Regions from separate parts of the Homo sapiens genome. Here region 1 is linked to region 2. A link is a contact called in ENCODE Hi-C or POLR2A ChIA-PET data. All regions are on one chromosome and are shown on one strand. Each heading gives the region's core, a stretch centred on a gene start or an enhancer-like site at or near the end of the contact. The rest is flanking DNA. Distances are from core to core; before and after follow the strand shown. Region 1 has its middle 8.8 kb from the start of DAW1. Region 2 has its middle 17 kb from the start of CCL20.

What was found. Hi-C counts contacts between places; a loop is a spot of excess contacts on that map. ChIA-PET counts read pairs that join two places held with the same protein, here RNA polymerase II (POLR2A). Pooled maps may share reads with other maps.
Region 1: a loop to region 2 is called in a map of PC-3, with 4 times the contacts of the local background. The contact joins two enhancer-like sites. A Hi-C loop is called at or near these places in 10 of 168 maps with a recorded cell type or tissue (CD14-positive monocyte, CD4-positive, alpha-beta memory T cell, GM12878 and 5 more), 3 of 37 single-sample maps with no recorded cell type and 9 of 50 pooled maps. POLR2A ChIA-PET finds 5 or more read pairs at or near these places in 6 of 52 experiments (A673, CD8-positive, alpha-beta T cell, GM12878 and 2 more).

Annotation. Positions count from the first base shown.
Region 1 is chr2:227,861,405-227,864,222 of GRCh38, forward strand. No RefSeq gene overlaps it. Among named protein-coding and RNA genes, the nearest start is that of DAW1, 8.8 kb to the right of the region's middle. Within about 2 kb of position 1,412, at least 8 of the 41 ENCODE cell types and tissues checked have a DNase peak (open chromatin) inside an H3K27ac peak, as active enhancers do.
Region 2 is chr2:227,795,143-227,797,990 of GRCh38, forward strand. No RefSeq gene overlaps it. Among named protein-coding and RNA genes, the nearest start is that of CCL20, 17 kb to the right of the region's middle. Within about 2 kb of position 1,374, at least 2 of the 41 ENCODE cell types and tissues checked have a DNase peak (open chromatin) inside an H3K27ac peak, as active enhancers do.

The DNA.
Region 1 (2,818 bases), core at 162-2,661, 66 kb after region 2:
CAGAGAGGGCGTATCAAGCTGTGCTCTTCTCTCAAAGCCTCAATTTGTCATCTGTAAAATGGGAACAATGGTCCTTACTGCATAGTTTTTGTGAAGATTGAAGCAGATGATTTGGGTGATACAATTAACCCAGAGCCTGGTACAAAGTATGCATTCAATAAATGTTAATTATTATCATTGTTACCATTGCTAGCATGTTTGGTGTCATGGCAAGGAGTTCTCTCTCTCTCTCTCTCTTTCTCGGAGTCTCACTCTGTCACTCAGGCTGGAGTACAGTGGCGTGCAATCTTGGCTCACTGCTACCTCTTGCCTCCCAGGTTCAAGCGATGTTCCTGCCTCAGTCTCCCAAGTAGCTGGGATTATAGGCGCCCACCACCACACCCAGCTAATTTTTGTATTTTTAGTAGACATGGGGTTTCACCATGTTGCTCAGGCTGGTCTCAAACTCCTGATCTCAAGTGATCTGCCTGCCTCTACCTCCCAAAATGCTGGGGTTACAGGCGTGAGCCACCGCGCCCGGCCAAGTTATTTCAAAGATAAGTTTTAGGTAGCTAAAAGGAAAGAGTTTGCTCAATACTTAGGCTCTTTTGTCTGGCCTAGGCTCTGGGCTCCCTTCCTCCTTCCCTCCCTTCCTTCCTTCATTTCTTCCTTCCTTCCTTCCTTTTCTGAATATTTTGTTGTATTTATTGTTTATTTTATTATAAAAAGTTTTATTTTTATTATTTGTAAAAATTTTTGTGGGTACATAGTAGGTATATATATTGATAGGGTACATGAGATATTTTGACACAGCATGCAATGTGAAATAAGCACATTTCAGATGTCTCTGAGGATTGGAAAAAAAAAGCACATCATGGAGAATGGGTTATCCATCCCCTGAAGCATTTATCTTTTGAGTTACAAAAAACCCAATTACATTATTTAAGTTATTTTAAAATATACAATTAAGTTATTATTGACCTACGGAAAGAATGTAAATGCTCTTATAAAACAGGTGTACACTTCTGCCCCCTACTGGCAGTGAGCTATTTAGCAGATAAATAACCTTGACCTAATTGCAACAATCCCTCGATGTGGTATTTTATTTGGAATAGATGGTTAGACATATTTTGCATATCAACACGTATTCCAGAGTTAAACAATTTAGTTATAGAAGTGGTTAATTCCGTTACGATAATGTTCAACGAAAAAAGATTTTAGGTGCCTAGAAATTGGGTATACAGCCCACTGTATATATTTACATCATTTGTTTTATACAATAGCCCCATGAGGCAGATAGTATTATTATCCCCGTTTTGATTTGAGCAAATCGAGGTTCTAAAAGGGATCTGCTAGTAAGTGGAAGAACTGGCATTCAAACGTCAAGCTCCTCTGACTCACATTTGTGTCCTTTCCGGGCAGGCCATCAGGCCTCCCTAAAGAGGACGAACTCATCAGCAACATCAAAAGTCTGACTCTTGGCAGGTCTGATGTAATTACACATTGCACCATCTTTCCCTCACTTCATTTTCATTGAAAAGCAACTTGCAACCAAGTACACTAGAGGAGAGTATAAGCTCATGAGGGAGTGTGGAGAGGTGAAGGCTTTTTGTGAGCAGGGCTAGTCTAGGGGGAGCCTACAATGATCAGCTGCCCCCTGGGCACGTGTCCAGGGCTGGGTGGCCCACTGAGAAGTCTGGATAGCTCCCAAAGCCCTGCCAGTGAGTGGGGCAAAGGCTGGCCCTTGCTCAGCTTGGGTTTTCTGGCTGCGGGAATGCCCCCATTAGGCCTGGAGGTCCTGGCAGTGTGAAGGAACACCCTCTAACCCAGAGCTGATGCCTTTCCCTAATCTGCCCAAAGTCATGGCTTGTGCTAGCAGTGGCACCATATAAAGCATGGCAGGATGTCTTTACCTGTTTGCATGAAATTCACAAGCCTAGCCAGGGCCTTTTTCTCAGGCAAGGCAGAGGGCACCAGTGATCTGATTCCAGTCAATCCCCAGCACCACTACCATCAGCATATTTAGAGAATGACTCATTTAACTGGGTAGAAGGGAGAAGGAGGGAGACAATTAGTCACAGTTGGAGGTAGGAGGGCAGGAGAGAACTTCTTTGGAATTTTGGGATCCAAGAAGAGAGATAAATGACGCCGAGCTTCTTTGAGGTGATCCTGGAAATCCAGCAAGCCTCACAAAGCAGCTTTCATGCATTGCAGAAAGGAGTGGGCATTGAGTGGAAATGGCAGCCTGATGCAGGCTGGAGAGAGATGACTAATTTATCTGTCAAACTGGCAAGTTTAGGTATTTAGAAGTTCACTGGACCCCAGAGTGGGGCATGGAAGTCACCAAGAACTACAGGTTCTTTAAGGGACCCAGGGCCAAGAGGAGAGACTCCAGAAGTGGCACACAGCAGACTGTCCTCTGGGGGCTGAAACAGGGTGCAGTGACATTTCAGCAAGTTGCTGCAGTGAAGGTGGTAGGAGGCACCCTGACAAGCTGAGGAGGGCATTATAATGCAAGTGGGAGCATAGAACCAATGACAACCAAGGCTAATAATTTCAGACCTTTTCTCCATTAATCCGCAAAGGGCTATTGTATCAGATCCTTCAGGAGTTTAGAGTAAACCCTGTAAGAGGAAGAAAAATCAGACAAGTAACACCGAATAGAATGGAGTTTTCAACATGAATGAATGAACCATCACTAGGGTCCCGCGAGTTTACTTGAGAGTGGCCAGATGCAGTTGTTGGCATAGGGATTGGAGGCAGGCATTGTACGGTAGGGACATTTTGGAGTGTGTGATGTGAACTCCACATCCAGCACATACTGTTGCAGAAAATCAAA
Region 2 (2,848 bases), core at 124-2,623:
CCCCCAGCTAACTTTTTATATTATTAGTAGAGACAGGGTTTCACCATGTTGGCTGGGCTGGTCTTGAACTCCTGACCTGAAGTGATCCACCCTCCTCAGGCTTCCAAAGTGCTGGGATTACAGGCATGAGCCATGGTGCCCGGCTATATTTCTAAGTTTATTTTGCTTCATATACCAGGAACCGTAGTTTGTTTCACATGTGGTCTTGAAAATAGTTTGTTCTGTTCTGATTATAAGTAACATGTGTTTATTGCTTTTTTTTAAAAAAGGGTAAATATCCAGGTGCAGTGGCATGTGCTTGTAGTCCCAGCTACTCAGGAGGCTGAGGCCGGAGGAAGCTTTTGAGCCCAGGCATTTGAGACTGTAGTGAGCTGTGATTGTTCCACTGCATTCTAACCTGGGTGATAGAGCAAGACCCTGTCTCAAAAATAAAATACAATTAAATTAAATTTAAAAATTAAAAAATTGATAAATATAGAAAAAATGTGAAAACCAAAGGGGAACGCCTCCCACTACCAGAGATCATTTCTATTTTCATTCTGGAGAATTTCCTTCTAGTTTTTTTTTAAAACGCATAAATATGGGAAATACACAATTATGGGAAATATACAACTTCCCATAATGAGTTAACACACCATTTACGATTTTGTGTCCTGCTAGTCTGTCATTATGTCATTAGCGTTTATCCCTTGCATAAAATGCTTCTCAGATTACTAAATGGCAACATACTATAATATTGAACTTTGTGGATATCCAACAATGATTTTAATCACTATTCTCTTACTATTTGTGTATTTTTTGTTTCCTTTCCTATTTTAATTATGATGCAGTGAATAGTTCTGTATGTAATTTTTGCACGCATTTCTGATTATGTTCATAGTAAATATACATTGTCTTAAACAAATGGTTAGGCTTAGATTTTCCTGGAATAACTCTGGAGCCATATACAAATGGGCAGCTGGACCTTTTTCTATAGAACTGTAAAAGACTTAAACCCACATAAAACTGGAGTATTTACACATCACACCTTAGAACTTGGAATATGTCAACATGCTAGCCTATTAGTTAACGCCATTCATAACGACCACTTGGAAATTCTTGGCTCTAACCTGAAGCTACGTGCTATGAAGGAACGCAGGCCTCGGTCTCCAGTTTGTGCCTTAACTGATCAGCATTCCTTAGTAAATTGTTCTCTGCGTAGTCCGATGATTACTATAGCTGCCTTCTTCATATCAATTGTGAGACACATGCAGGGGAATTTTCAGATTTACGATAGAGAGCTACCAATATTTCATCATCAGCACCACAACTGTCATACATATTAAAAACCTTTGATCTATTAAGTAAATATGCTCGGCACCCAGAGGCTCCTTTGGAAAGTACGGGAGTGGTAGGGACTGCCCTCCCCATTTCCATTGGTTCTCTTCTTCCAGTTCTTCGATTTCCCTGGCAAAATATTTACTTTAAGAGCTCAGGGTGTGGCATACTCACTTTACAACGGCATGTGTTCTTTGTGCCAGGAAAAAATAAAAAGTCCCTTGTGGTTAGTGAAGTAGAGGTGAGGACATAATCACAATAGCCGATAGCGCTGAGGCTCTTGTCACATTTTAGACTCATATTTATGAGAAGAAGATGTAGTTGCTTCCATAATATCCTAAGTAAATTCATCTCTATCTGATCTTTGTGAAAGGTGCAGGGAAATGGGTTTACTCGATCAGAGAGTTCTGGAAGGTTGTTTTGCAATCTCTCTCTTTTTTTGAGACGGAGTCTCACTCTGTCAGCTAGGCTGAAGTGCAATGGTGCAATCTTGGTTCACTGCAACCTCTGCCTCCCAAGTTCAAGGATTCTCCTGCCTCAGCCTCCCTAGTAGCTGGGATTCCAGGCGCACACCACCACACCAGGCTAATTTTTGCATTTTTAGTAGAGACGGTGTTTCACCATGTTGGCCACGCTGGTCTCAAACTCCTGATCTCAGGTGATCTGCCTGCCTTGGCCTCCCAAAGTGCTGGGATTGCAGGTGTGAGCCACACACCTGGCCTACAATCTCAAAACTATTAAATATACACATATTTTTTGACCCCAACATTTCATTTCTTGAAGTTATCTTAAGAAAGTAATTAGGAATATGTACAAAGATTCATCCATAGACTGTTCTTCATAGTACTATTTATAATAATTGAAAAATTAGAAACAACCTGGGGAATTCAACCATGAATAACCATACAATTGAAAACTGTACAACTGTTTTAAATGATGGCATAGGAAGTCATTTTTTAAAAGATGAACAGATGACTGTATTCATATCCTTAAATGAAAAGGCTAGGTTAATAAAATGTACTCTAAGATTCAATTTATGTTAAATATATGAACAGAAATGAGTCTAGAAGTTATTAAAAAATTAGCACTGTAATTCTCTAGATGGTGAGTCTATGACTAATCTTTGTGTTCCTCTTTTAACTTATTTATATATTTTATTTTTTCAACAGAGTATGTATCATGGTAATATTTTTTGAAGCACAGAAAAAGATTTAAAACTCTGTTCTTTCTGTATTGTGCCTCAAAGACTTTCTTCCACCTTCAAGAGAAGACAAAACAATAGAAGATTTATGTACTTAGATTGACATGCACATTTTGTCTTTGCGATAAAGTCTCTTTGCAAGGAAAAGACCAAACACCAAACATTACATTAAAACCACTACAAAAAATTGGGAGCAGATATGATTCTAGAGTTACAAATATGCTGCCTTCATGACATCATTCTTCCCATCTCAAAACAGTCATCCCACTCTCCTCAATGTAGTGCAGTTAGCCTCAGAATCTCAACCAAAACCTTTCATCAAAGATCGGC